4 separate regions of the Homo sapiens genome follow, and all the other regions are linked to region 1. The links are chromatin contacts, found by Hi-C or POLR2A ChIA-PET in ENCODE. All regions are on one chromosome and are shown on one strand. The core of a region is the stretch at or near the end of the contact, and the rest is flanking DNA. Distances in the headings are between cores, read along the strand shown.

Evidence for each region. Hi-C counts contacts between places; a loop is a spot of excess contacts on that map. ChIA-PET counts read pairs that join two places held with the same protein, here RNA polymerase II (POLR2A). Pooled maps may share reads with other maps.
Region 2: a loop to region 1 is called in a pooled map, with 2.3 times the contacts of the local background. The contact joins the promoter of DPP3 here to the promoter of SPTBN2 in region 1. A Hi-C loop is called at or near these places in 1 of 50 pooled maps. POLR2A ChIA-PET finds 5 or more read pairs at or near these places in 2 of 52 experiments (HepG2 and activated CD8-positive, alpha-beta memory T cell).
Region 3: a pooled map shows a loop between it and region 1 (3-fold over the local background). The contact joins the promoter of BBS1 here to the promoter of SPTBN2 in region 1. A Hi-C loop is called at or near these places in 2 of 50 pooled maps. POLR2A ChIA-PET finds 5 or more read pairs at or near these places in 2 of 52 experiments (B cell and H1).
Region 4: a loop to region 1 is called in a pooled map, with 2.4 times the contacts of the local background. The contact joins the promoter of ACTN3 here to the promoter of SPTBN2 in region 1. A Hi-C loop is called at or near these places in 2 of 50 pooled maps. POLR2A ChIA-PET finds 5 or more read pairs at or near these places in 2 of 52 experiments (H1 and activated CD4-positive, alpha-beta T cell).

The regions. Positions count from the first base shown.
Region 1 is chr11:66,726,447-66,733,760 of GRCh38, reverse strand. SPTBN2 (spectrin beta, non-erythrocytic 2) reads left to right here and starts at 4,545. Exons shown (of 38, transcript NM_006946.4): 1 at 4,545-5,020.
Region 2 is chr11:66,477,481-66,484,794 of GRCh38, reverse strand. DPP3 (dipeptidyl peptidase 3) reads right to left here and starts at 4,361. Exons shown (of 18, transcript NM_130443.4): 1 at 4,330-4,361; 2 at 2,325-2,602. The coding sequence starts at 2,594. DPP3-DT (DPP3 divergent transcript) reads left to right here and starts at 4,546. Exons shown (of 4, transcript NR_120586.1): 1 at 4,546-4,756. RefSeq lists enhancers at 1-39, 4,222-4,391, 4,968-5,535, 6,474-7,067 and a silencer at 4,532-4,581.
Region 3 is chr11:66,507,276-66,514,589 of GRCh38, reverse strand. It overlaps BBS1 (Bardet-Biedl syndrome 1), which reads right to left and starts at 3,955. Exons shown (of 17, transcript NM_024649.5): 1 at 3,884-3,955; 2 at 3,501-3,577; 3 at 3,351-3,385; 4 at 1-184. The coding sequence starts at 3,930. DPP3 (dipeptidyl peptidase 3) reads right to left here. Exons shown (of 18, transcript NM_130443.4): 18 at 4,933-5,511. The coding sequence ends at 5,339. RefSeq lists an enhancer at 4,044-4,093.
Region 4 is chr11:66,543,133-66,550,446 of GRCh38, reverse strand. ACTN3 (actinin alpha 3) reads right to left here and starts at 3,544. Exons shown (of 21, transcript NM_001104.4): 1 at 3,363-3,544. The coding sequence starts at 3,509. It overlaps ZDHHC24 (zDHHC palmitoyltransferase 24), which reads left to right and starts at 4,399. Exons shown (of 3, transcript NM_207340.3): 1 at 4,399-4,724; 2 at 6,466-6,743. The coding sequence starts at 4,444. RefSeq lists silencers at 935-1,229, 4,097-4,226, 4,407-4,646 and enhancers at 3,797-3,846, 3,917-3,976, 5,125-5,234.

The DNA.
Region 1 (7,314 bases), core at 3,296-5,795:
TTGTTGAAAGCAGCTTTAGAGTGGAAGTTCTGTTGCATTGGATTAAGTCAATTGTATCAATGCTCATCTATCCCCTTCAATTACCATCTATTTCTACACTGATGTATTCCAAATGGGTATCTTAAGTCCAGACCTCCCCTTTAAAGTCCACGCCCATATACAATTGACTACTCAATATCTCCACTTGATTGGTTCAAAGATACCTCAAACCTAGGTTCCAAAACCAACAATCTCTCCACCCAAACCTGGTTTTCCTGGAGTATTCCTCATCTCAGCAAATAGTAGCTCCATTATTCCAGTTGCACAACTCATCCTTGACTAACCCTTTTTCCTCACCACCACCCCTGTATCTATCCCATCACCACATCTGGTTAATTCTTTCAACCTGTGCACTCCATCTCCACTGCCAGCAACTGAGTTCAAGCTACCATCTTCTCTGTCACCCTACCCACAGTGGTAGCCTCCTAACTGGTTTCTCACACATCTTTGCACCCCTCCATAGCAACTGGAGTAACCTATTCCCCCCATAGCAGCTACAGTGACCTTTTTAAAATACAAAGTTGATCCTATCACTTCCTTATTTCAACCTTTCAATAGTCTCTCAGGGCTCTAAAGGTGAAAATCAAAATTCTTTAAATAATGACATAAAAAGCTCTGCATGATCTAGCCCTTGCCTATCTCCCCAGTCGCAATTCTCTACACATTCCCTCTTCCCCTCTGTTTTCCCTGCACCCTGGTCTTTTCTCCATTTCTTTTGTATTGTTTTTTTTTTTTTTTTTGGTTGGTTGGTTTTTTGAAAAAGAGTCTCACTCTGTCCCCCAGGCTGGAGTGCAGTGGCACAATCTCAGCTCACTGTAGCCTCCGTCTCCTGGGCTCAAGAGATTGTCCTGCCTCAGCCTCCCGAGTAGCTGGGATTACAGGCACTTGCCACCACGCCCGGCTAATTCTTGTATTTTTAGTAGAGATGAGGTTTCACCATGTTGGCCAGGCTAGTCTCGAACTCCTGACCTCAGGTGATCCACCTGCCTCAGCCTCCCAAAGTGCTGGGATTACAGGCGTGAGCCACCGCGCGCAGCCTCTTTTCTCCATTTTTTTTTTTTTTTTTTTTTGAGAGACAGAGTCTTGCTCTGTTGCCCAGGCTGGAGTGTAGTGGAATGATCTCAGCTCACTGCAACCTCTGCCTCCCGGGTTCAAGCAATTCTCCTGCCTCAGCCTCCCGAGTAGCTGGGATTACAGGCGCATGCCACCACGCCCAGCTAATTTTTTTGTATTTTTAGTAGAAAAGGGGTTTCACTGTGTTAGCCAGGATGGTCTCAATCTCCTGACCTTGTGATCCGCTTACTTTGGCCTCCCAAAGTGCTGGGATTACAAAGTCGTGAGCCACTGCACCCGGCCTCTTTTCTCCATTTCCTATGTACACCATGTGTCCTGCAACATCAGGCCTGTTAGCCATATGCTCTGTGGCTAAGAACATGGGTTCAAGGGTCAGATTGGGTTAAAATCCCAGCTCTACCCTTGCCTGGTTTGATGACCCTGAGTAAGGTACTTAATCTCTCAATGTCTCCATTTCCTCATCTGTGAAATGGGGTTAATACTTACCTCTTGGAGTTGTTATAAAGGATTAAATGAAATGTTATGTGTAAAGTATTAGAAATACAGTTCCACGTTAATGTTAGTAACAGCTATTATTATTCCCCACTCTGTCTGGTTAATGCTTCTCATATTTCAGATCTCAGCTCAGGTGATCTGAGGTTATGACTCTGTTCAGTTCTCTCTTAACATCCTGAACTTTTCATTCATAACACTCATTATACTTTGTGGTTATATATCTGATGGGTTATTTTATTAATGTCTGTCAATCCCACCACAGGCTCTTCCAAGAGAAAACAGACAGTATCCATTTTACTCATCATTATATCCCCAGATCCCAGCACAGTGCCTGGTATATAATTAGCCATATAGTTTTTGCATAAATATTTGATTGAGCAGGGGCGAGGAAGTGAAGCCAATGAGTGCAAATGACTCAGGAAGACTGTGAACATAAAGAGCAAGGGGAATGCATGGAGGGAAGTCGGGGCTTCTTGATTATTTTTTAAGCTGGCAAATGCTTGAGCATGTTTAAATGCTGATGGGAAGGAACCAGCTGAGAGACAGCAGTGAGGGCCGTGAGGCTGCAGAAGGGGATGAGACTTAGCATAGGAGCCAGAAGAATCCATCTTAGGTGAAAAGAGGGACACCTCTTCCCTGGTATTGAAACAAGAACTGAGAATTCGGCTATGTATGTATGTTTGGTGGGCAGAGCCAAAACCTTTCCATGAATCTTGGTAATGTAAGCAGCAAATGTGGATTCACTGAGAAGCTCAACAAACTTGGTGGATATCATTCCATTCGCTTTTGCAACTCAAATAAGAAGGAACCAGATATTTTCTTCATCATTGACTGTACTGGTTCACTACAGAGCAAAATAACAAGTTTCCAAAGCAACCCAGTCACAGAGCTGAGATAGGTGATCTCAGTGTTCTCTTTATTCAATGTGCTTCCTCTCCAAATCGGGAAACAGTATGGGAAATAATACGGTAAAATCATAACGGCTGATACTGATTAAGTGCTTACTATGTGCTGCATATAATTCATTTACCTGCAATAATTCATTTGATGTTCCCCACATTATGGTGCCATTTTACATGTAAGGAAACTGAATCCTAGGGAGGTAACTTGCCCAAGGTCACATAGTCAGTGGGTGGCAGAACTATGTTTTAAACCCAAGGAGTCTGACTCCAAAATCAATGCTTTTAACCATTCTGCTATACTCCCTGTCTAGCAGAGAGGAAAGAACATATTAGGATTCAGAAGACCTGGAGTTTCTACCATGAACTAATTCTGTGAACTTGTACATTCACTTAGGTGTCTGAACATCAGTCTGTTCATCAATAGAATAAGAATGAGAATGTTTATCTTACAAGGCTTCTTGAAGGATTATGAAATGCTGAAAATAGGAAATTATAAAAGATATTATTTTGCTAATCATAAGACTTAATACCCTTGACTTCTAATTGGGTCACGATATTATAGGCTGTCATTGAGACCCTTAGTTCCCGTAACCAGTACAGCAGCAGCAGCTTGGTGGTTCCAGTTCCTTTGGCAGGGCAGCTGATTCTCTAATTTTTTTTTTTTTTTTTGGAGATGGAGTCTCGTTCTTGTTGCCCAGGCTGAAGTGCAGTGGCACAATCTCAGCTCACTGCAACCTCTGCCTCCCGGGTTCAAGCGATTCTCCTGCCTCAGCCTCCTGAGTAGCTGGGATTTCATGCCCACCACCACGCCTGGCTAATTTGTGTATTTTTAGTAGAGAAGGGGTTTCACCATGTTGGCCAGGCTGGTCTTGAACTCCTGACCTCGCGATCCACCTGCCTCGGCCTCCCAAAGTGCTGGGATTACAAGGGTGAGCCACTGCGCCTGGCCATGGGCAGCTGATTCTCATCCCATCAGCTTTAATGTCCCTGACCAAGTGTCCCTGATGACCGTCATGCACAGGTTGGTGCCTCCTTCCCCCGAACCAACCAACACATAATCCTACCTCTGGGAAGAGTTGCAGTTTATGCCCTTGTTTCTTTAATGCCATTGCCTGAAAGAGTGGCTATTAAAAATAATAAATAGCCTCAGGCCTGGCACGGCAGCTCACGTCTGTAATCCCAGCACTTTGGGAGGCTGAGGCAGGCAGATCACCTGAGGTCAGGAGTTCAAGAACAGCCTGGCCAACATGGCAAAACTCTGACTCTACTAAAGATACAAAAATTAGTCGGGCATGGTGGCATGCACCTGTAATCCCAGCTACTCGGGAGGCTGAGGCAGGAAAATTGCTTGAACCCGGGAAGAGGAGGTTGCAGTGAGCCGAGATCAAGCCACTGTACTCCAGCCTGGGTGACAGAGCACGACTCCGTCTCAAAATAATAATAATAATAAATAGCCTCAAATGCAGCTAACTGTGAGGTACACACCAGAGAGCCAGTTCCAGTTTCGTGGTAGAAGCACAGATATCAGAGCTAGGAGAGAACTTCAAAGTAATCTTTCAATGGAACTCCCCAACCCTCCTCCCAACCCATTTTATAGACTAGGAAAACCAAGGCGAGGTAGATGACACCACTAGTTAGGGTTGTCAAAACCATATCTGGAAAGTACTTCAATTGCACATATTTGTTTCAGTATGCATACCTTTTCAGAAAGGAGCAAAATCCTAAATTACCCATAAATCTATTATAAAACCTTAAATCCAATAATTCACTCAAAGCCCATTCTTTGAGTGCCCTTACTTGACCATTTCAGGCATTCCCTGGATAGAAACGGGCCCTCATCTTCAGGGGCAGTACATAACCTAACGGCTCTGTACAAAGCTCACCCTGTTACCACTGGCTCATCTCTGAGCTGAGTTCTCTAATCTGGAAGAACAGCACCTACTTCTCAGAGCTGGAGTGGGGGTGGGAGTGTCACATGAGATGATGCGCTTTTAGCACCCACCTGGCACTCTGTGAGTTTGTCATGATTTGGGCATAATTCCTTCCTCTCCTAAGCAGGCAGCAGTTCACCTTGGTTAAGGACCTTGGACCTTAGACCACTCAGACGCTAACAAACCAAGGAGAAACCCAGCCGTGTCAGGCCTAGAAATGTCTGCCCCCACCCCCACCCCCCTCAAGACGGTGACTAGGCCGGAATTCTCCTGGTTGATAAATGAGAGGAGCTGAGAAGCGCTGAGATGCCTGTTTGGAGCATCTGATCTGTAGAAGACGAATCTTCACTGTGCCATGGAGATGTTCTGGGAGGGAGAGCCGGCCCAGCTGCCTGAAGGAGGACGCGAGAGCGAGGGGACGGGTGAGAGGAATGCTTAGCGGAGACGGACTGGAGGTGCCCGGAGAGGAAAGGGGAACGGAGGCTGGATCTCGGGAAACCTCGTCGGCAGTGTCATTAGAGGAAGGATCGCGTGTCTCGGGGATACGGATTTTGGAGGAAAAGCAGAATAGGGACAAAGGTGAGGTGTCCGAACCGGGGAGATCAAGACCTGTAAGCTGTGGTGGGGGACCCAGGGACCAGCGAGGACGGGAAGGCGGGGTTTTGGGGGGACCCCGCACGGAAGGTGGCTGGGGGTCGGCAGCCGGCCTCGGAGCTGCTGCCGCGTTCGCCCCGAGGCAGGTCAACTACCCCGGGCGGGGAGCGGCGGGGAGCACCGAGAGGGGCCTCGGTTGCCATGGCGCTGGGCGGGGAAGGGGCGACTCGGGCCCCGCCCAGAGCCCCGCGGGGCCGCCGGCTCCAGATGGTCCCGGGCCTCCCGCGGGAGCCGGCGGCCTGCGGCAGGGGGAGGCTATTGTCCTCCTTCCGCGGCGCCGCAGTCCCGCCGCTCGCGCCCGCGCGCCGCCGCCACGCGCCCCGCCGCCGCCCGCCCCGCGCGCCCCCCGCGCCGCCTGCGCCCCGTGACAGCGCCCGCCCGCCGCCCGCCGTGCGCCCGGCCGCTGCCTGCAACCGCCCGTCGCGGCCGGGCTGCAGGCGCGGCAACTACCGGTGCGCCCCCGCCCGCCGCGCCCCCGCCCGCCCGGCCGCGGCTCCGCGCCGAGGTAGGTGCCGGCGCCCCGCCCGCTTTGTCCCGGCCCGCGGGGCGGCGCGCTTTGTCCGGCCGCGTGCGGTCGGCGGGGTCGGGGTCGGGGTCGGGGTCGGGTCCCGGCGGCCGGGGTGAGCCGGGGCGGGAGCAGGCGGGGACGGGACGGAGAGGGTCCCGTGCCAGCCACACAGGTACCGGGATGAGGGCGGTGGGGGCCAAGGCCGAGGGGGGGGGACTCGGGCCTCTCTGGAGCCGGGAGAAGAGTCTGGAACAGTTAGGGCTGACGGACACGTTCGCGGCGAGGCTGGGAGCGGGTCTGACAGCGCCGGCCCCTCGCGTCGCCGGGGCTGCGGGGCGGACGGGCCGGCGCCGGGCCAGGTGCTGGGGGCGCGCTCGGCCGCCTCTGCCCGGCGGACTGCGGGAGCCGGGCTCCCTCCTCCCCGGAGCCGCGTGGGCTCCTCCTCGCCTCTTTGGCAGCTGGCTCCACGCGCTCCCTTCTGTTCCCCCACAGTGTGTGGGAGAGGGGCACGCGGTTGGCTGTGGTGGCCGGAACTGGCCCGGGGAGAAAGCAGACGCTTCGGGCGGCGGGGAAGCGGCCGCGTGCGGCGTTTCTGTGGCCAGGAAGCTGATAGGGCTGTGCGGTCCGCCCCGCACGGAACTACCCAGCAAGGCCTGCTCGCGGGGGTGTTCCGGCTCCGGTGCCACAGTCGTGATTTACCTTCCACTCGCTTGGAACTTTACCCCATTGACCCCAGGACATTGCATGCTTGTGTGAGGTGCAGGTTTGCCCCGGTCTTAACCTGCTACATGTCGTCTGCCCTCCCCCTCTCGGAGCAGCCACAGTTCCAACGCTGGAGAGCCCGGGGGTTTCAGGTATGGGCAGAGGTAGCAACAAACCAGTTTTCCTTGAAGGTGAAGAGGGGCAGAGTGAGTTCCAAATATGTGTCTTAGCTTGAGGTGTGGGGCAACCTCTTGGCTTATTCAGAAAGGCAAAGGATTGGCCGAGGAGAAGATAGGATGGAGTTTACATTCTTCCCTTAGAGAAATTGATGTGACCCCGGGTTGGGGAAGGGAGATAGCAAGGGAGTGAAGAATCTGAATATTTGAATAAATCTGCCATAACTGGAGGATTCTAGAAGAGAAAATAAAATTTCAGTCCCCCTCTTCAGCCCAGTTCCTAACTTCCTCCGAGGGAATTGATCAGGAACACAGTCTGAGAGGTGGGTCGGGGTTTTGCTGTTCCTTCCTTCTGCCCTGGGCCCATCTTTCTCTTGCCTTCCTGGAGGCCCTGAGCTGATTTGTGACTTCTTTTTCGTTTTATCTCTCTGCCAGTCCACCCATTTATACTTAGAAGCAAATAAGATTTGAACTTTGCCAAAGTCCCCATTTCTTCTAATCTATTATTCATCTCACTGTCATTTGTTCAACTCTGCCTTCCCGTGACTTCTCTAGCTCTGCCGTTCTCCTCCCGCATATCTGCGGTTCGCTGTGCTGTTTCTTTCATTACCTGTGGTACCTACTCCATCTTCATCTTCCTCTCCCATCGCCTGAGCTCCTGAGGGGAAGTGATATTTGAGTTTAGTGTGGGGTAGGGCCTGAGCAGACCTAGAAGCTAACCCTGGGTCACACTCACCCCTGAAACTTTGTGTCTTCTCAACACTCATGGCTCCTCTAACCAATTCCAGCTGCTTCTCATCTTTGGACAAGGGTGGCCCTCAAAGTGTGGTCCC
Region 2 (7,314 bases), core at 3,112-5,611, 250 kb after region 1:
CCTTGGAAGCATCACATGTTAGAGCCGGAGAGGCCTTAATCATCTGTCTATTCTATGGCTTCTGCTGGCCCCAGATCTTCCTCTGGTAACAAGACCTCAATCCTCCTTTTGTGGGTGGGAGGGTGGGGTGGGGGATCTCCCTTCCCCCAGCTCCAGGGGTGGGCATGTAACCTGGCTCAGTCAGTCTGAGAAACCACCATCCTTGGCTACAGGATGGACACAAGGCTCAAGCTGGCATAAGAGAGCTACCCAGGACATTTCCCATTGGCAAAGAGCCTCTGTACACCAGGGATCATCAGGCCTGGAACTCCTGGAGCTCCCCTCCAGGAGTAAGAAAAGCAAGCAAGCTGAGAGACGAAGACTGCATCCCAGTGGTAGCACTGAGTCCGAGTCCAGCCATGCCTGAAACTTCCTCTAGACCTGGACTTTTCAAGCATGTGACCCAACAATTCTCCTTTTCATGTAAGCCAATTTGAGCTGGGTTTCTGCCACTTGCAAACATATGAATTCCCCTAAATGGCCAGGCGTGGTGGCTCACACCTGTAATCCCAAGCACTCTGGGAGGCCGAGGCGGGCAGATCACGAGGTCAGGAGATTGAGACCATCCTGGCCAACATGGTGAAACCCCATCTCTACTAAAAATACAGAAATTAGCTGGGCGTGGTGGTGCATGCCTGTAATACCAGCTACTCAGGAGGCTGAGGCAGGAGAATCGCTTGAACCAGGGAGTTGGAGGTTGCAGTGAGCTGAGATTGTGCCACTGCACTCCGGCCTGGTGACAGAGCGAGACTCCGTCCCCCACAAAAAAAAAAAAGAATTTCCCTGAAAATAATAACGCTTGGGTTGCACCTTTCTGTTTATAAACATTTCCACGGATATTAGCTCTTTTAATGAGTAAGCCAAGGCCTCAAGATGGGAAGTGAATGCCCAAAGTTCAAAAGAGGTAGAATAAACAGTACATCAGCTCAGAGAGAAACAATCCAATCCCTTTATTTCACATATAGAAAAACAGGCCATATTCTTGTACATTCTTGGTGGGAATATAATGCAGTGAAGCTTTTTTAGAAGATGATTTAACAGAATCAGTCAATTGTAAATGTACAGAGCCTTTGACCCAGCAGTTCTTCTAGAAATAGATCCTCCTCACATGTGTGCACAAGTATGCTCACCATGGCACTGTTTGTAAGAAAAACGGGACAAGCTAAATGTCCAGTAATGAAGATTAAATTGATTATAGTGTACACTGCTGTGGAATGCTTTACAGTCAATAAAAAAGAATGAGGTACATTTAAATGTACCCCATTCTCCAAGTTCTTCAAGACATGGCATTCAATGGAAAAAGCAGGACACAAAGCAGGAAAAGAACATTATCTCATTTCTATAAAAAAGAAAATAAGGAACTGATTCACCATGCATATACACATAAATGTATGTAATACACAGATGGGATTGAAAAGGCTGTAACCAAGGCTGGGCACGATGGTTCACGCCTGTAATCCCAGCACTTTGGGAGGCTAAGGCAAGTGGATCACTTGAGGCCAGGAGTTCAAGACCAGACTGGGCAACATGGTGAAAACCCACCTGTACTAAAAATACAAAAATTAGCCCGGTGTGGTGGCACATACCTGTAGTTCCAGCTACTTGGGAGGCTGAGGCATGAGAAGTGCTTGAACCTGGGAGGTGGAGGTTTGCAGTGGGCCAACATTACGCCACTGCACTCCAGCCTGGGTGACAGAATGAGACTCTGTCACAAAAAAAAAATAAAAAATAAAAAAGAGAGAGAAAGAAAAGGCTGTATCAGCCTCAGTGGGTTACCTCTGAGGAGGGCACTGAGAATGAGTGATCTTTGTGTTTTCTTTTGTGTCTTTCTGCATTGCTGCAATGCACTAAGAATTTGTGTATTACTTGGCCAATACATCCAAAAACAAAAACCAAGGGACAGGCAGAACATTCTGCCCAGGGCCACACAGTGTGGTAGAGAAGAACTGGTCCTGAACTCAGACCTCCTGATACCTACTCTGGACTCCTTCTTCTGCCTTCCCTGAATCTCCACCACAGTTTCTTTTGTTATAATCACAGCAGCCATCATTTATCTTGAAGTCAGGCACTGTTCTAAGTGGGTCATCACAACACTAAGAGGTACAGACATCCCACATGCATATTTTACGGGTGAGAAGACTGAGGCTCCAGAGAGGGGAAGTGCCTGAATTTGTAACCTTTGGTCTAATCCTCCACCTACCCCTTGAAAGAGACAGACATTTGCATCCTGGTCTTTCACACCCAGAAGCCACTCAGGTAATGTGGGTTGGCCCAAGAGAACTGACCTGATACTCCTCCTCGGTAAGGCCTTCAGCCAGGGCATGTTGGCGCAGCTGGTCGGGGTCCTGGGCGCGGAAGAGGCGGCTGAGCAGAGCATAGATGTAGGGGGCCTCAGGGGAGGTCTGAAGCAGCACAGCCAGGCCTCCGTACCAGGCGGCACGGGACAGGTGGTAGGCATAGAGGCGCTCTGTGGGTGACAGCAGGCGGAAGGCCTCACGGCAGTCCAGGCTAGACACGCCGATGTCATTGGGCAGGATGTACTGGGTGTCCGCCATGGGCCCTGCTGAGAACCATCACTGTCATCACAGCTGTTGTTTACCCCATACCAATTGCATACCTGGCTCTGAACTCTTATGATCTCATTTAATCCTCCCAAAAGCCCATGTGGAAGGGAATACTATTGTACCCATTCACCAGATATGCTAACTGAGGCTTAGAGAAGGTGAGATGACTCACCCAAGGGGTCACAAAATACACTGGTGGACCATATTTGGTCTGTAGTCCCTAAACCTTAAAGATTGACTCTAAGGTCAGGCATGGTGGCTCACACCTGTAATCCCAGCACTTTGGGAGGCCGAGGTGTGTGGATCACCTGAGGTCAAGAGTTCAAGACCAGCCTGACCAACATGGTGAAACCTCCTTTCTACTAAAAATACAAAAATTAGCCAGGCTTGGTGCCAGGCACCTGTAATCTCAGCTACTGGGAAGGCTGAGGCAGGAGAATCACTTGAACCCAGGAGGTGGAGGCTGCAGTGAGCTGAGACCGCACCATTGCACTCCAGCCTGGGCAACAGAGTGAGACTCCACCTCAAAAAAAAAAAAATTGATTGACTCTAACTACCTAGTATTACAGATGGGGAAACTGAGGTTCAGAGAGGCTAAGAGCCTTGCCTAATCCCACAATGGAGACATCAGCAGCAGAGATCCTCATCTCTAGGCTCCCAGCCCAGGCCCCTCCCTGCTTCCTTGTTCAGTATTATTTTTTTAAGACGGAGTCTCACTTAGTTGCCCAGGCTGGAGTGCAGTGGCATGATCTTGACTCACTGCAACCTCCGCCTCCCGGGTTCAAGCGATTCTCCTGCCTCAGCCTCCAAAGTAGTTGGGACTACAGGCGTGCATCACCATGCCCAGCTAATTTTTTGTATTTTTGATAGAGACGGGGTCTCGCTATTTTGTCCAGGCTGGTCTCGAACTCCTGGCCTCAAGCGATCTGCTTGCCTTGGCCTCCCAAAGTGCTGGGATTACAGGCGTGAGCCACCGCGCCTGGCCTTTGTTCAGAATTCTTTACACTTTCCACTGTGCTCACAAGGATAAAGTGCCAGGCCGCCAGCTGGAAGGCTCAGCCTTTAGCCAGGACTCGGCCCCAGACTCCTAAAAGTCAAGTCCATTGCTTCACTTTTCTGTACCTCCGTTTCCTCCTCTATAAAAGAGAGAATAACCCCAATATTACCAGGTGGGTGCGCTAATCAGATGAAGTCGCCCTGGACGGAAAGTATCCACAGCAATAAATGATTTTGCTTGAAACTGTCCCATTCTCATCCCTCTAAATGCCTTTTCCTTGGCCCTCCATTCTCCTGCTCGCTCCCTGTGCTCCACCAGGGAAGCCACAGAAGTTCACAACCAGAAGAAAGCCCATTTTACAGATAGGGAAACTGAGGCTTGGAAAGGGCAACAATTTACTGAAGGTCTGACAGCCCCGTTGGAACCCGGGGATTCCCCAACCCGGGGCATTCTCCCCGCCACGCCCCGTCCCGGCTGGGACAGAGTGTCCAGCCTCCTCGCCCTGCCCCGGCCTCCAGAAGCCCCGCCCCAATAGCACAGCCTCGAGGTTCGGAAAGGGCTGTTAACTCTTTGCTCCCCGGAGCACTCCTTGGCCTCGAGGGCGGGGTGAATTTGGAGGGGGTACTGGAGAGTGGGCAGAAAGGGAACGATTTTGCGCTCAGTATGGATTCGCCTTGGTCCCCCGGGATGACACGCTTTGACCCCAAAAGCCCAGGCGCCGCGCCTCACCTGCAGCAGCTGCTCCGTTCGCAAACTCACTTCCTGCTTCCGGCTCCCCCATTCATTGGGGCTCTGCGAACCCCGCCCCCCTTGGCCAACTGCCTGGCCTCGGGGTCCGGATGGGCGTCAGTACCAGCCAATAGACGCGCCAAGACGAGCTTCTCGGCTCGCCCGCTCCCGCCCCCAGGCGCTACGGGGTGGCGCGCGGATTGGCCCTGCGGGCTCGGCCTTTTGTCAGCAGGCCGCACACGCGCCGGACCGGGTACCGCTGTGCCCGGCCTGGCCGCGGCCTAGTCCCGGCAGACGGGACTGACGAGGTCACCAAGCCCAGGCCGAGACGGCGCGGGTGTCAGGGACTTGGGAATCCCCCTCCCCCAGTCCCGATCCCGCTTTCCTTTGGGGTTTCACCTCAGAGGACCCGACAGCACTCTTGCAGGTGGGAACCTACACAATAGGAGTAATGTGGCTCCACCTTCCTCTCGGGACTCGGGACCTGGGGGTGGAGACTTGGAAGTTGCAAAGCTCTCGGTGCCGGGAATCGGGGCTACGGTTGAGTGGGATCGGGCCAGGGCTGAGGTGGTCCCACCCGTGTAGGGGCGCGGAGAAACGCCTCGACTGCTTCACTGTACCACCACCCACCCGCCACGGGCCTGGAAGGAGCCGCTAAACATTCCCGAGCCTCAGTTTCCTTAGCACAAACAGGCTGGTAGTTTCCTGGTGCTTGCCAGATGCCTGATGGATGAGAAAGCCTCCTGCGGCCCCGAAAGGGAGTCCAGAGCAGAGGCGGGCCCGCGGTCCACTTTTACAGGTCTGGACGGACTCACGGGACCACGGTCTGGGTGGGGCATGCGGAAGGGCCTAGGCCAAATGGGGAGTAGTGGTGAGGGCCCAGGGTCAGACTGGGGGGTGGAGTGAGGTTGTCTGGGAGTCTTGGCTTTATGAACCGGAAAACCAGGCTAATAATTGAATCCAATCCAAGGGATATTGTAAGTTGTGATGTGTTGACTGCAGTGCCGCTCCCTATAGTTGCGCAGGGTGAGGGGCGTTTGGGTACTGAAATCCCGCACGGTCTCCTTGCTACGCCCGTGTCTAGGCCAGACAGCCTCTGCTTACCATAGACACCAGTTTCTCATCCACAAAGGTGCCCAAGGCCCTGCTTGACACAACAGTGTTACAAGCTGTTAGCTTTGATGATTACTTGTTATATGGGGGAGTTCAACAAGTTGGTCGGTGTCCTTAGGAAAGTCACCCCTCTTCTTTCCTGTGCCTCCGTTTTCATTGTCTTTAAAATGGGTATAAAGTTGGCTGACAGGTGAAGTTGAAATGTGCACAGGTAAGGGAGGTAGTGCTGCCCACTGCCAGCAGGGGGCAGCTCAGGCAAGGAAAAGACCCCAGTGCTCTCAGGACCCCCCAACCAGCTACGTGATCACATTTTTATGATCACAGATAAGATGAGCATATACTGAGGTCCCTTGCTAGCAGTTTGGCATGGAGGACCTCATTTAATTCTTGCAAAAATCCTGAGGTATGATCACTTTACCCATTGTACAGATAGGGAAACTGAGGCTAAGAGGTTCGCCGACTCCTATAACACCACACAGTTCAGATATCCCTGGCCCCAACATAGAGATACACACACACAGTCACTCACATGGAGCAGTCTATCACTGGAGTCATAACTCCCCAGCCTTGGCTCTTCCCCATGGGAATGCAAAAGGGGTCGGTGAGGAGCAACAGTTACGAATCAACTGTGTTACAGGTGCTCTCTGTATATTCACAACCACCTGGCGAGGTAGTGACTGTTATCCCCTTTAGCACTGAGGAAACTGAGGCTCTAACAGCTGGCAAAGGCAGAGCTGGGACAAGACCAGGGCTCTGACCTCCTCCACCAATACCTCTGAATCCTCCCCAGCATCTACTGTGGTGCCCTTTGCTGGTCTTTCCTCCTAGGGTCTGAGGTTCCCCACTGGAAATGGGATCAGAATGTTCCCCTGCCTGGTTCCCAACAGGGTCAGAAGAGAGAACTTGGAAGAGTTGGATTTTGAGTGCTTTGTGTGTTGTGTGTATGTTGAGGGGAGAGAAGTTGGAATGCTCCCACACCTCCTGCAGCATCCCCACCCTCCCCTTCACCCCCACTGCAGCAGTGCCATGCTCTGGAAGCAAGAATCTGATCACACCCTCCTCCTTCTCTCATCACATTCGGGTGCCCTCTGTCTTCTCAATAACCCAGGTCTGATCTCCCTGGCCGCAACCAGCTGTGTGGCCTTGGTCAGGTCCATCCCTCCCCTTGGAATCTGTACTTCCCTAGGCTCTGTCATCTATTGGGGACGATGCCCAGGTCAGGCCTATACTCAGAGCCTTCTTCTCTTCATCTCCAGAACAGCCGTCTGCCTGTCTTCCTGGCTCGCTCCCTGCAGGAATGGTCTGGGGCAACCCCAGCAACACGCCCACCTGTGGCCAGGATGAATAGGAATCCAGTTCAGGCTTGGCTTCCATGGCAATCAAGGCCCACCAGGCCCCAGCAACCTTCCCTACCCCCCATTCCTTTTTGCTGCCCCCCTCCACACCAGGCATGTTCCCTGCCACACCATGCTGTTCCCCTCACCTGGGCTGCCCTCCCAACTCCTCTCTGCCTCTGGAGATGCTCTGCCATTCAAGACTTGGCTCAGGCTCCAGGTCCTCCCTGGGCCTTCTAGAGCCCCTGGTTCTCACTCCTCTGAACACTTCCAGCCTGGCTAATAGCCCACTGCATCCTGGCCTGGGGTACAGGTGGCCAGCACAGGTGTGGGGGCCAGCTTCCAACACAAGCACGGGTAGGTCCCTCTGCAGACCATGGGCTGCAAGAGGCCCGGCCTTGCCCACTGCAGGGGCCCTGCGCAGGGCTGGGCACGAAGCAGGTGGGTGTCCACCAATCTAGTATCCAAAACCCTGCTTGGTTCACCCCCACCTCTGTTGAAGGAAAGCAACACTGTGATGGAGAGGAGCAGCTGTGGA
Region 3 (7,314 bases), core at 2,706-5,205, 220 kb after region 1:
ACACATAGACACAAGGGCCTGAAGCAAGTGCCAGAGCTGGGGTCCGGGGCTCATGTTGCTCCATGAGGAAGGTGGCAGCAGCAGCTGGCAGAGCAGGTAGCGGGCTTTCGGTCATCACCAGTGGTCCTTTGAGCACCTTCAGGCGGGGCTGCTGCCCACCAGGGCCAAGGTCCCCTACCACCAGCTGCAGGGAGAGGATGGCTCATTCTAGGCTCAGGGTCTGAAGACCTCTCCACTGACCCTCTTCTTGCCTTATTGCTGGTGCACATTCATTCATTCCTGCACCAATAAAGGCTTTGCCCTCAGGCTTTCAAGCTGCCTGACCTTGGGAAAGTTGACTAACCTTTCTGAATCTCAGGTTTCCCGCTTGCAGAATGGTGATACTTTCATGGTATGTGGTGAAAATCAAGTGAGATAATGAGTTACAGAACCTGGTAAGTGCTACTGAGGAATAAGTGGCAGTTGATGTTTTTATTATTCATTCAGCAAACATTTCTTCCACACCAGGCACTTCTAGAGAGATACTGGGACAGTGGTAGAGGTCAGTGTGGGAGGGGACGGGGACACCCATATCTGGGCTGCTGAAGCCTGGTTTCCAAATGCAGGGCAGGATGTGCTCTGTGGACACACAGAGGGGAAACAAGCTCCTTGATCTCAGCTTTCCACCCTCTAATCCATCTTCCAAGCTGCTGGAGCTGCCACACAAGCCCATTTCCCTGAATGAGGCCTGGAAGGCCTCTCTGATCTAGTTCCCAACTTGTTTCCTATCACCCTTCCCATTGCTGTGCTCCGGCCAGAAAGGGGGTACCCAAGAACTCCTGGATACTGAGCATGCAGTATATGCCAGGGACCACATCAGAAACTGCATGCATCGTTTCATTTAACCCTCTCAACAGTCTTATTATTTTTAAGCGACTGGGTCTTGCTCTGTCACCTAGGCTGGAGTGCAGTGGTGCGATCATGGCTCGCTGCAGCCTCAAACTCCTGGGCTTAAGCAGTCTTCCCACCTTAGCCTCCCAAGCAGCTAGGACTACAGGTGTGTGCCACTACACCTGGCTTTCAACAACCTTATGAAGTAGGCACCATTATTAGCCTCATTTCTCAAATGAGGAAGCTGTGTCTTAGAGAAGTTAAGTAAAAGTCATACAGCTATTAAGTGGTAGAGCTAGTTCTGTCTGAATCCAAAGCCATAGTCTTAACTACTATTTTATGTGGTAGTTATTTTATATGGGTCTCAACTTTCTAACTTCACATTTATTCTTTCCAAATATGCTATGAACTTCTAAGTCTCTGTCCTTCTGCTTGTGCTGTTTCTTCTACCTGAAATGCCTTCCCCATCCTCTCATCCTTGACTTCTTGATAGACTTCATTCATCCTTCAATGCCCAGTTCACACATTACTACCTCCTGGTGCCTCCAGACAGAATCCATTGTTCTCGTTGGCGCTCCCGTAATACTTTCTACATGTTCAATTTTAGCATCTACTCACTTCCCCACAAATATTTATCAAGTACCTACTTTATGTCAGGTACTGGACTAGATGCTGGGACTCAATGGTGAATAAACTAGCCATTAAACATTCTATTATGTGAAGATATTTAACATTTCTTTTTTTTTTTGAGATGGAGTCTCGCTCTGTCACCCAGGCTGAAGTGCGATGGCGTGATTTCGGCTCACTGCAACCTCCGCCTTCTGGTTTCAAGCCATTCTCCTGCCTCAGCCTCCCGAGTAGCTGGGATTACAGGCGCCTGCCACCACGCCCGGCTGATTTTTGTATTTTTAGTACAGACAGGGTTTCACCATGTTGTCCAGGCTGGTCTCAAACTCCTGACCTCGTGATCCACCCGCCTTGGCCTCCTCCTAAAGTGCTGGGATTACAGGCATGAGCCACTGTGCCTGGCTAACATTTCTTATTAGCTACTGTGTCTGTGGTTTCTCTTCCCTCACTATTGTAAGCCCAGAGCCAAATACAAACTAGGTATTCAATCAATATCATGGAATAATTGTCGACAGTGTATCTCCTCCTGACCACATGCTGATGCATTTCTGAGTGTAGTGTCCCCATGATGCCTGACACACAGTAGGGACTCACTATACACTTGCTGAATTACTGAATACATTATGGATAGGAATTTGGGGGCAAAAACCACTGAGTCCTATTGCACTCTCTGTGTGGGGTGGGATTCCAGGACTATCTTCTAGCCACCCACATGATATATCCATTGTGGTGTTGTTGCCCATGGTGAGGGCTGAGCTTTGGTAGAAAAAGCACAAAACTTGGAATCAAACAGACCCAGTTACAAATTCAGTAAACTTCACCTCTTTGAAACTATTTTCCCATTCACAAAATGGGAATAAATAAAATCCATGTTTATGTGCCTCCATGGAATGTCTAGTCCAGAAATGGATACTGAATCCATGCTAACTTCCTTTCTTTTATCCCAATATATTTCTCTACCTTTAAAAAACTTGTATCTTTTTAAATTTACATTTTTATTTAAAATTAAATATATGTATATATATATACATATATATACACATATATATACATATATATACATATATATACACATATATATATATATATTTTTTTTTGAAACTGTCTCACTCTGTCATCCAGGCTGGAGTGTAGTGGCATGGTCTCAGCTCACTCAACCTCCGCCTCCTGGGTTTGACCAATTCTCCTGCCTCAGCCTCCCAAGTAGCTGGGATTACAGGTGCCCATCACCATGCCCGGCTAATTTTTGTATTTTTAGTAGAGATGGTGTTTCACCATGTTGGACAGGCTGGTCTCGAATGCCTAAGCTCAAGCGATCCACCCACCTCAGCCTCCCAAAGTGCTGGGATTGCTGGCCTTAAAATTAAATTTAAAATGTAACATTTTTACTATGGAAAATTTTCATTCACATACAAAAGTAGAGAGACTCATATAATGAGTCCCCATATATCCCATTATCCAGCTTCAAAAATTGACAGCTCATGGCCCATCTTAAAATCTTTTGATAAACATCAAACGTTCACTTCCCTCCTTTTTACTTTCCCTCCAGATTCTAGTGCCCACCCCCAACCAAGGGATTTGCCCTTCCAACAAAGAAATCAGGTTAACTAAGAGGCTTTGTCTTAGTAGAATCCCCAGAAATATTTGATCTGCTTTACTTTCTGCAGTCTGTATTATGAAATCAATAAGTTCTCTTCACTTTCCATATAAAAACAAAATTTAACGCTAAATGTGCTTTTTCACAGTATATGTGAATTCCAGAGTATGCTGGGCCTATTTTCAGCCGTCAGGAAATCTCATTTCTGGGTACACCCCCCTACCCTCAACTCTCCTGGCTAGGGTGATATGCTTACCTTGTATTCCCCATCCCCATGTAAATCTGCCAGCGCTGGAAAACAAAAGGGCCAAAACCAGAGTCTCAGAATCCCAGAGGCTTCACTACAGGACCATTGTCTGACTCCCCATCCCACTAGAACCCAGGGTTCCTGGTTCCAGAGACTCACCTAGGCAGGCAGAAAAGGTGTGGATATTGGCCATTGGGTCGTAGTGCGCATCCAACCACTTCGAATTGGCCTCATTGCTGGAAGTGGGGGAAAGACAGTTGGGGAGTGAGTCCCATGGGAGGGGAAAAAAAAACTTTGAGGAAGCTGGTACAGGTCACTCTGAACATAAGGTACAGAACGTCTGGGTACAAGTCCAGGCTCCGCCACTGGCTCACCGAGCGACCTCCAGACACACATATGCACATCTTAGGCCTCGGTTTCCCTATCTGACCTCTTAAGAGTCCTTCCAGACTGCCCGAGAACAGCAGGAGCCCAGAGCCCGGGGACCAAGGGACCCTCTTTACACGGGTGGGAAAAGAGGCCTTGAGGAGCCCTGCCTTCACCTCTCAGCTCCGCAGGCGTCGGAATCCGATGAGGACGCAGCGGCCATCTTCGCAGGCGTCGTCCTGGCAACCGGCCCCGCCCTCGCGTAACGCCCAATAGTGCCCGAGCACAGGGAAGGGCGAGTACAAAGGTTCCGGGCGCCAAGCTTTCCCACCCAGGCTCAGGAGGACGCGCTGGCCACCTTCCTGGGTTGAGGAATCTGTCTCAGATTCCTCAAAGATATTTATCTTTGCTCCTTCCCAGTCAGAGCCACCTTTCCAGGCGTCTGGGTCCTACAATCTCTGGGTCAGCCACAGAGCCCTCTGGCTTCCAGGGTTGGAAAGAAGCCCCTTCTAGCATTTATGAGCAGCAAAAAGAACTCCTCCTGTCTCCATCTTCATGGTTACCCGGTTGAAAAGGACCATGTCCTGCCTTGCTGCGTTACTGTAGAGGTCCAGGCCCAGAGAAACAAAACACGAGGGTTATGGGACAAATGCAGAGGATTCTGACTGAAGTTGAGTTTGTAGGTTCCCAGAACTTTTTTTTTTTTTTTTTTTTTTTGAGACGTAGTCTCGCTCTGTCGCTTGCGCTGGAGCGCAGTAGCGCGATTTCGGCTCACCGCAACCTCCGCCTCCCGGGTTCCAGGGATTCTCCTGCCTCAGCCTCCCGAGTAGCTGGGATTACAGGCGCATGCCACCATGCCCAGCTACTTTATTTTTTAGTAGAGACGAGGTTTCACCATATTGGCCAAGCCGGTCTCGAACTCCTGACCTCGTGATCCCCTCGCCTCGGCCTCCCAAAGTGCTGGGATTACAGGCATGAGCCACCGTGCCCGGCCCCAGAACATTTAAAAATGCAAGGAATGCCACAAAGGAGAGCTGCAAAAATTGTGCTATGTTCAGCTCTGTGACTGCGTATCCTCATCTAGAGATAATGTCAACATCCTGTTGTGGAAGGGAGGCTAAAAATGGCCCTCCTTGCCCCCTCCCCAGGCCTTGAGCCCATCACTCTGCTGGGAGTAAATGAGAAGACAGGCAAAGGCAAGGAGGAGCCACACACGCCGCAAAGATGGTGGTTGTCTCTAATATTTATTTGTCTGGTTATAAAATTAATATGTGAGGAGCATTGGATTTGGTGAGAACGTTTTGAACCCTAGCTGTCACGTGCCACCTGCGGGATCTAGACCAGTGACTTCTCAGAACTGCCATTTCCTCATCTGGTAGACAGGATGGTAAGCCCTGTCTTGCTCACTCCACGTATGGCAGTGCAGATGAAATGAGATCACAGAGGGGAAGCAATTGGCAGGCTGGAAAGTGCTGACAAATGGAAGGGGTTGTGTCACCACCCTCAGCTGAGGTAGTACCAAGGTCCAAGCTCCTGCCCCTCCCCCTCCCCAGCCCCTAAATACACACACGAATGGAGGGCCACTTGCAGCCTTGGTCTGATGGAATTGGGGGCAAGGCCACACATCTTCCTCAAGCTTGGCCAGATGGGGCCTCACTGGGGCCCTTCCAGAATCGGGCATCGGCTGTGGCCAGCTGTGTGAGGATCTCCTCCAACTCGGGTCCATCCTCTGGGAAACGCTCAGAGAAGGATCGGATGAGGCCAGCAGCTGACGCCTCGTATTCCAGAAGCTGCACGTCTGAGCCTGGGGAGGAGATGGAGAGAAAACAGCAGGGAAAGGTCTGAATAGGGAAACTGAATCATCATAAAAATCTTAATAATCACAATTACAGCAGCAGCTGTTTCTTACTGAGCTCTGCCAAAAAAACCTGTGCTCTACGTTTTAGGTTAATTACTTAATTTACTCTTTACAGTAACCCTGTGAGGAAGGAAATACTACAGGGGGAGTATTAAATGCATTGCTGCTTTCGTTCATTCAGTCAATCAAATAAAGATTTAGGCTGGGCATGGTGGCTCATGCCTGTAATCCTAGCACCTTGGTAGGCTGAGGTGGGAGGATCACCTGAGGTCAGGAGTTTGAGACCAGCTTGGCCAACATGATGAAACACTGTTTATACTAAACATACAAAAAAATTAGCTGGGCGTGGTGGCATGAGCCTGTAGTCCCAGCTACTCGGGAGGCTGAGGCTGGAGAATTGCTTGAACCCGGGTGGCAGAGGTTGCGGTGAGCAGAGATCGTGCCACTGCACTCCAGCCTGGGTGACAGTGAGATTCCACCTCAAAATAAATAAATAAATAAATAAATAATAAAAGACACCAGGTGCCACACTAGGTGAAACAGATACAGTCCTTGGTGTCCTGAAGCTCACAATTCAGCAACGACTTCATCTGTCTACTGTGGGACCTGGGGCAAGTGTTGCAACCTCCCAAGCTTCAGTCTCCTCATCTGTAAAGGAGCTGCAGTGATGACATAGTCACACATCGAGGGGGTGCTCAACAAATGCTAGCCACCATGGCATCATTATCTCCGAACCTGTTTACTGATTTATTAAATGGGCTGTTCTGAGGGTCCCCTGAATACCCCCGGGAAGCACTGCCCTCAAACACACTTCAACTGCTCTACCCTCTCTGTGCACCTTGTCGTGTTCCATGACATCACAAGCTGCACAGCAGCAAAGAGCACAAGCTCTGGAGTTCAAGTTCTGGCTCTGCCACCCAACAGCTTTGTGACCGCAGGCAAATACACAGCCCCTCTGTGCCTCATTTTCCAGATGAAAAATGAGGATAATAACCATTTCTCTCTGGGTTGTTAGGAGTTAAGCCATAGAAAGCTTTTACAGCGACCTGGCTGGGTGTGGTGGCTCACACCTGTAATGCCAGCACTTTGGGAGGCTGAGGCGGGTGGATCACTTGAGGTCAGGAGTTCGAGATTAGCCTGGCCAACATGGTGAAACCCCATCTCTACTAAAAATACAAAATTAGCTGGGCATGGTGGTGGGTGCCTCTAATCCCAGCTTTTTGGGAGGCTGAGGCCGGAGAATCATTTGACTCCGGAGGTGGAGGTTGCAGTGAGCCGAGATCTCACCACTGCCTGCGGGACAGAGTGAGACTCCACCTCAAAAAAAAAAAAAAAAACTTTTTACAGTGCACCACCATCACAACCTTTGAAAATCCAACCTGTTCTTCAGATCTAGTGGGAACCACCCCTTCCTCCCCAGAACGTTCCCGGATACTCTTGAAGATGGATGCGATCTTCCCTCCTCTAAGTGTTCAGAGTTCTGTTTATATGTTTTGGCCACTCATTAACACTTCCCTTGTATGATTATGATGATGATTATTATTATTATTTTTTTTTTTAGATGGAGTCTCGCTCTGTCACCCAGGCTGGAGTGCAGTGACGCAATCTTGGCTCACTGCAAGCTCCGCCTCCCGGGTTCAGGTCATTCTCCTGCCTCAGTCTCCTGAGTAGCTGGGACTACAGGCGCCTGCAACCATGCCTGGCTAATTTTTTGTATTTTTAGTAGAGACGGGGTTTCACCGTGTTAGC
Region 4 (7,314 bases), core at 2,295-4,794, 180 kb after region 1:
CACCCCTTCCCCAAAAGTCAGCCTCAGCCTCAGCCTCCTTCTGAGATGGGAGGGATGGTACAGGGCTGTGTGTCTGTTGGGGATAGGGGTGACACGACACTTGGTACACAAGTTTCTGCCAACCTACCGCCCTTCAGGTCCTGAATTCTGCCTTTCCATAGACTACTTGGTAGAGTCAGGGTGGGCTCCAAGGCCAACTGAGCCACTCATGCTCTGTGATCTAGGGTCAGCCCCTTTCCCTCTTCGGGGCTTGGTCTTCCCATTTGTGTAATTAAAGGATCAGAATCTATGATGTCTCAGGTCTTTCTTCTTCCAGCCTGGCAGGATTCTTGGATTCAGAGCATCCCCACACCACAAAGCAGATACTCCTGGGAGGTGGCCCTGGGAGCCATTTGGAATTCTTCCCCTCAGCCACCTTTCCTTCCTCAGACCAGCTTGCCAGATGCCCTGGGAGCTGGACATGGAAGATGATGCGTTAAATACTTGAGGGGCTGTCATTGCTAAGGAAAGGGAGTGAGCTTCCCATCACTGGAGGTATGTAAGTAGACACTGAGTACAACTTGATGGGAACCTAAGCACTGAATAGGGCAGTTAGATTTCCCACAGTTCCCTCCAACCCTGGAGTCTAAGATGCTTTGAGTTTGGAAAGGGCAGGGGGATAGGCAGGTCTGGGTGGTGCCAAACATGACTCTTTTTTTTTTTTTTTTTTTTTTTGGAGACAGAGTTTCGCGCTTGTTGCCCAGACTGGAGTGCAATGGTGCGATCTCTACTCACTGCAACCTCTGCCTCCCTGGTTCAAGCGATTCTCCTGCCTCAGCCTCCCAAGTAGCTGGGATTACAGGCATGCGTCGCCACGCCCTGCTAATTTTGTATTTTTAGTAGAGATGGGGTTTCTCCATATTGGTCAGGCTGATCTTGAATTTACAACCTCAGGTGATCCGCCCCCCTCCGTCTCCCAAAGTGCTGGGATTACAGGCATGAGCCACCACTCCCAGCCCAAACAAGACTCTTAATGAGATGTGGTTCCTGCCCTAAGGGAGCTCACAGTCCATCCAAGAGTCATTTTGGTCTGAGAAGCGCTGTAAGAGGTTGCCGAGGAATTTATGGGAGGGACGCTGCGGATCAGGGTCCCCTCTTGGGGAAGGCGAGTATTTGATCAGAGCTGTGATGGGCAGGAATTATTCAGGAAGGGAAGGGCAGGCAAGGGCATTTCAGGCAGGGGCTGCCATGCAGGCAAGTGCTCGGTGGCTGTGAGAAACACTTGCTACATTTGTCAGACTACAAGGATCTGGGCACTGCTGGAATGGAGCTGGGATTGTTGGGGTATAAGTGGTGAGAGGCAGGCCGGAGGGGCAGCAGGAGCCAGGTCATGTGTGATCTTGGGTGCTAAGCTGGGGAGTTAAAATTTGATCCGGAGGGCAACAGAGAGTCAGGGAAGCCTCAGGCAGGAGGGAGGTGGGCAGAACTGTCCATGCTGGTTGCAGAGTGGAGATGAATGGCTTGGCGTGGCAGAAGGCAGAAGTGAGGACGCAGTCACTGGGATCAGGGCAAGAGAGGAAGGGTGTCAGTGTGGGGGACAAGGCAGGATTGGATGGATGAGACAGAAATGTTGGAATGTAAGCTCCCATGGCAGGGGCTTTATTTTGTCTGCTGCCGAATTCCAGCACCTGAAACAGCGCTGGCACATGGTAAGACATCAGGTGGGAGGAGGCAGCGTGCTGCTCCAAGACTGTGTGAAGGAAGCCCTTGGATGGAGGAGTCACTGGGGAGAAAGGGAGCATAGAGCAACAGGGAGGGGTCAGGGCTAAAGCTGAGCACAAGGATGTTTATTACCACCTTGCAATAAACAACGCTGGACAAGAAAGAAATGAGCCAAATGTCCAACTACAAGGGATGCTGATTGATTTTCAGATCCTCTATGCTGTGCCAGCCATTGAATGAGTAGATGATGAGATGGTGACTGCAAGTTGGGATGAACAGATGTTCCTGATAATTTGTTAGGTGACAAAGGCAAGTTACAGACTGGCACGTGTCATATGGGGGGCACGCAGACCTGGATCTCGGAGAGGCCCGGGTGGGTGGGGGTAGGGATAGGAGATGTTGCAGAACAGGTGGCAGCTGGAGCCAAGGACAGGGATGACACCACCGGGAAATTGCCAAACCTGGGACTGCAGCCGTGCTTGGAGACAGGTGCAGGGGGAGCCTAAGGGGAGGCCTGTCACCCGGGGCACCCCAGCCGAGTCAGCGGAGCCTCTCGGCCCTTGGGGTCATCTCCTGTCATCTAACCCAGCAGAAGTACTCTGATTCTAAATTCTGGGACTCTCAGGTCATTTAAATTCCACTGAGTACCCCAGTACCCTGCCCTCTCCTGGAGTCATACAGTGTTGGCACACGCTGAGCAGGGTCCAATGGCCTCATAGTGCCCTCCTGGTTACCCCTGGCCTGCCACTCTCCAAAGTATTCTCCCTCTGGCCTGGATCATTTTCCCTTTGGGAACCCAGGTGTCCTGCCCCCTCTACTTGGGAAAGTCTGGGAGTGAAAATAGCTCAGGGAGGGAGGGGCCCTGAGTGCCCAACGGGCTGGGCCTGGGTAGCAGCTGCCCCTGTGCCCCTCTTTGGCGCCCCCGAGGTGCTGCCTCAGCACTAAGTGTCCATCTGGCTGGAGAGTCAGGTTACAGCGTAAGGGGACCCAGGTCTCCCCTCCTCCCCGACCTATGGCCTTTTCAGCAGACTCAGGGCCCCATGCCTGGGGTATCTTGGGAAAGAATGGGGGTAGGGAAAAGGGTAAAGATCCTCAGGTTGCGGGGGTCCTGATGTCTGACAGTCTGTGATGTGGGGCCTGTCTGTGCTCTTTCTGGGCTTCAGTTTCTTCAATTGTTAAATGAGATACAGCGACTATGGACCCCACCCTGGAGACGAGGTGGGGTGGGGTCTGAGAGGACCCTTCTCACTACCCCCACACTCCCAAGTCCACTAGTTGCCTGACTGCAAGCCTTCAGGGTGGGGTCTGGGAATATTTAACTAGAAGAAGATTCTTCTTTCTGAACCCCCCCTAACTTGGATCTCCTGGGGTTTGCCCAGCCTGTTTTCAGCAGCAGAAGTGGGGCAGTGGGCCCAGGGGAATGAACCCTGGTGGGGGTGGGGAGCCCAGAAACTCTCTTGTCATTTTAAACCCCTCTTGAGGGCTCCCAGCCCTCTCCTCCAGCCCTGGGGACAGCAGGCAGCTGATGGGCAGAGCCTGGGCTGGGGATTAGCACTCTAGGTTAAAGACAAGCTCTGCCCCTGCACTGCTGAGATGCCCAGGACAAACAGCCCGGCCTCTCAGGCCTCGGTTTTGCTGTCAGGAAATGGGCGAGCACTCACTTTCCGCTGCTGCTTCTCCCAGGCCGGGTCCAGCAGCAGGTCGCGGTCCCAGTCCTCCTCCTGTTCCATGTACTCGCCGCCCCCGCCGCCGCCCGCAAAGCGCCCCTCCCCGGCCCCCAGACCCTCGGGCTGCATAACCATCATCATCTCGATCGGGCTCCTGGCTTCGCTCCGCTCGGCACGCTCTCGGACACCCGGGCCCCATTAAGTAGGGCCCAGCCCAGCCCCAGATCGAATTCGCACTAAATATGGGGGAGGAGGGAGGGGCCGGATGGGGGTGAAGGAGCTCGGGTTGGACCTGGCAAGGGGTTGTCCTGAAGCCGGGAACTGCGGGACTCGGGGGCGCCGGGGTGGATCTCGCGGCGGAGATCCTGGGTTTGCATTCCTGCTCCGCTGCTGGGGCGCTGTGTGACCTTGAGAAATCCACGGGACCTCTCTGAGTCTGTTTACTCCTCTCCACAATAGAAAGGCCGATAATAATAGTGGCCGCGGGCCGCTCTAGAGGCTGCCCTCTGGAGCTCCTCGTGAGCCTCTTCCAGCACCTCGCTGGTGGGACACAGAGCCCTATCCCCATTTCACAGTCAGGAACACAGAGGCGCCGAGCTGTTTTGCATGTTTTCTGGGGTGATGGAGACACCCGGGCATGGGGAACGGCTCTGAGCCAGCTGGATGGGCTGCGGCAGGGCTATTAATATCGGGGCGGCTGTGGGGAGTAGGGGAGAATGTGCTGAGCCGGGAAACCCCGACACCACCCCGGCTGCAACTCAATCCCCCGGGCACTCCTGGCCCCCGCGCCAGCGGGCGGGGCTCCGACGGGATGGGAGGAGCCTCCAGGGTGGGCGGGTCAATCACTCCGCGGCGTTATCCGGGCTCCAGCGCCGCGGGATTCCGAGCGCCTCCACTGCTGGTCCGTTGGCCAGATCAACTCGCCGCGTGGGCCGGCCGTTCCCTGAGAGTCTGAGCGCTCGCCGCACCCCCTTCCGAGCTTCTATTGGCCGTAGCAGACGTCCGTCTGCCGCTATCTCCGCCCCAATACGGAAGCGGCCTAGTCCTCCGGCTCCGACAGCTGGGTGTCCAGGCCATGGGGCAGCCCTGGGCGGCTGGGAGCACGGACGGGGCGCCCGCGCAGCTGCCTCTCGTGCTCACCGCGCTGTGGGCCGCGGCCGTGGGCCTGGAGCTGGCTTACGTGCTGGTGCTCGGTCCCGGGCCGCCGCCGCTGGGACCCCTGGCCCGGGCCTTGCAGCTGGCGCTGGCCGCCTTCCAGCTGCTCAACCTGCTGGGCAACGTGGGGCTCTTCCTGCGCTCGGATCCCAGCATCCGTGGCGTGATGCTGGCCGGCCGCGGTCTGGGCCAGGGCTGGGCGTGAGTGGGGTGCGGGATCGGGCGGGGAGAAGTGGGAGCCTTGGACAGGGGGGAGGGGCCCCAAGACCTGAGATGTTAGAACCGGGTTACATTAGGATCCAGGTTGTTAGAATCAGACATTTTTTTAGAACCTGGGATGGAAGAGCTAGAATTGAGTGTTATTTATTTACTCGCAAATACTTATTGGGAGCCTACTAGGTGCAAGGTTTTGTTACAGGGACGAAGGGTACAATAGAACAAATTCCTGATTTGAGGGGGGTGCAGATGAGAAACTAGAGGAATAATAAGCAAATCATATAGAATGCTAGAAGGTGATAGTAGTTTGGAAACAAGAAGTAGAGCAGGGTAAAGGGGTTGCAAGTTTCAATATTAAATAGGTGGTTAGGCCGGGTGCGTTGGCTCACATCTGTAATCCCAGCACTTTGGGAGGCCGAGGCCGGCGGATCACTTAAGGTCAGAAGTTTACCAGCCTAGCCAACGTGGTGAAACCCCGTCTCTACTAAAAATATAAAAAAATTAGTCGGGCATGGCGGCACGTGCCTGTAATCTCAGCTACTGGGGAGGCTGAGGCAAGAGAATTGTTTGAACCTGGGAGGCGGAGGTTGCAGTGAGCCGAGATCGAGCCACTGCACTCCAGCCTGGGTGACAGAGCAAGACTCCCTCCGTCTCAAATAAATAAATACATAAATAAACAGGTGGTAAATTCTCATCACAAAAATATGAGTGTTTGAGGTAATGGCTATCCTAATTAGCTTGATTTATTCCAAGCTGTACTGATAAATCATAACATCACTTGGTATCCCATAAGTATATACAACTGGAATTTGTCAATTTATAATTAGAAAAAAAAATTACACCAGGTACAGGCTCTACACACACATTTTATGCCAGGCAGAGGCTTTTGCTGAGACTGAGGCTGTAGTGTGCTATGATCACACCTGTGAACAACCACTACACTCCAGCCTGGGTAATGTAGCGAGACTCTGTCCCTAAAAATTTTTTTTAATTAATTTTTAAAATAATATACATAAATGTGTGGTCAAGGTAGACCTCATAGAGAAGGAGGCATTTGAGCAAAAAACTTGGAGGGCGTGGGGGGCGGTTAGCCATGTGGGAATCTGAGGGAAAGGTGTTCCAGGCAGAGGTAACAAGTGGTGCAAAGGCTCTGAGGCAGTTGTGTACCCAGCATGTATGTTCCCAGAACAGCAAGAAGGCCAGTGTGGCTGGAGTGCAGTAAGAGAGGGGAAGAGATGTCACAGATAGAAGGATGTTGTAGGACACTGAAGGCTTTGCTTTTTACTAGAAATAAATTGGAGAACCACAGGAGGGTTTTAAGCAGAGGAGGGTCAGTTTGGTTGCTGGGGTGAGACCGTACGAGGTGGGGCAAAGGTGGAATCGGAGACCAGTCAAGAGGCTATTGCAGTAATCCAGAGAGTTCCTAGTGACCTGGACAAAGGGGTGACCGTGGAGGAAGGGAGGGATTTGCTGCTGGATGTCAGTGGCTTGAGAGAGGTCTCAGGACTGGGGATGTTAGGGCTGGAAGAGACCTCAGACCTGTAGTGCTAGAACTAGAAGGGCCTGGGACATCTTGTTTAGCCTGCATTTACTTGTAAAGAAATTGAGGCTTAGCCAGGGCAAATGGCTGTTGCCACTTCCGCAGGATGGGCTCTGGGGCAGCCCTGTGCACAATATGGGGCATCTGAGCTGCTGGGGGAACTGACGCTGTGGTTCCTTCCTGCAGTTACTGCTACCAATGCCAAAGCCAGGTGCCGCCACGCAGCGGACACTGCTCTGCCTGCCGCGTCTGCATCCTGCGTCGGGACCACCACTGCCGCCTGCTGGGCCGCTGCGTGGGCTTCGGCAACTACCGGCCCTTCCTGTGCCTGCTGCTTCATGCCGCCGGCGTCCTGCTCCACGTCTCTGTGCTGCTGGGCCCTGCACTGTCGGCCCTGCTGCGAGCCCACACGCCCCTCCACATGGCTGCCCTCCTCCTGCTTCCCTGGCTCATGTTGCTCACAGGTGGGGAGCCTGGGAGGCCTCTGCACAGAGGCAGGGGCCCTGGTATTGGGCTGGGGAGTACAGCCCATTCTGGTGGGAGACGGGCTTTCTGGCCTGGGGGACCCAGCCCCAGTGTCAGTGATGGCCAGTAAGGGCAGCTTGGTATTCACCCGGGGGTGCAGTATGGAAACTGGTGTGTTGAGACAAGTGCAGCGTTCTGGCTGGAGAATTGGGAGATTCCTGGAGTTGTTGAGAGAGGAGAAAGACTCGTGGGAGTCTCTGCATGGCGGGATGTGGAAGTGCATTCTAGGAGCATTTCTAAGTGAGAGAAGCAATAGGAACAAAGGCTTGGAGAGTGGGCAGGGAATTGTGAGAATTAAGGCCAGATTGGTAGGGGAGGCCTGGCTGGTGGGGTCCTGAGAACTGGTGTGAGGAGATGGCTCCTATTTGACTGGACAGTGGGGAGCCAGTGAAAGTGACAGGCAGGAGAAGGCCCAGTTATGGGAAGCTGGGGAGGGCAGACTTGGATCAGCAGGCTGCCTGAGATGCCATGTTCTAGACGACACATATGTTCCTCTTCCCCCATCTACAG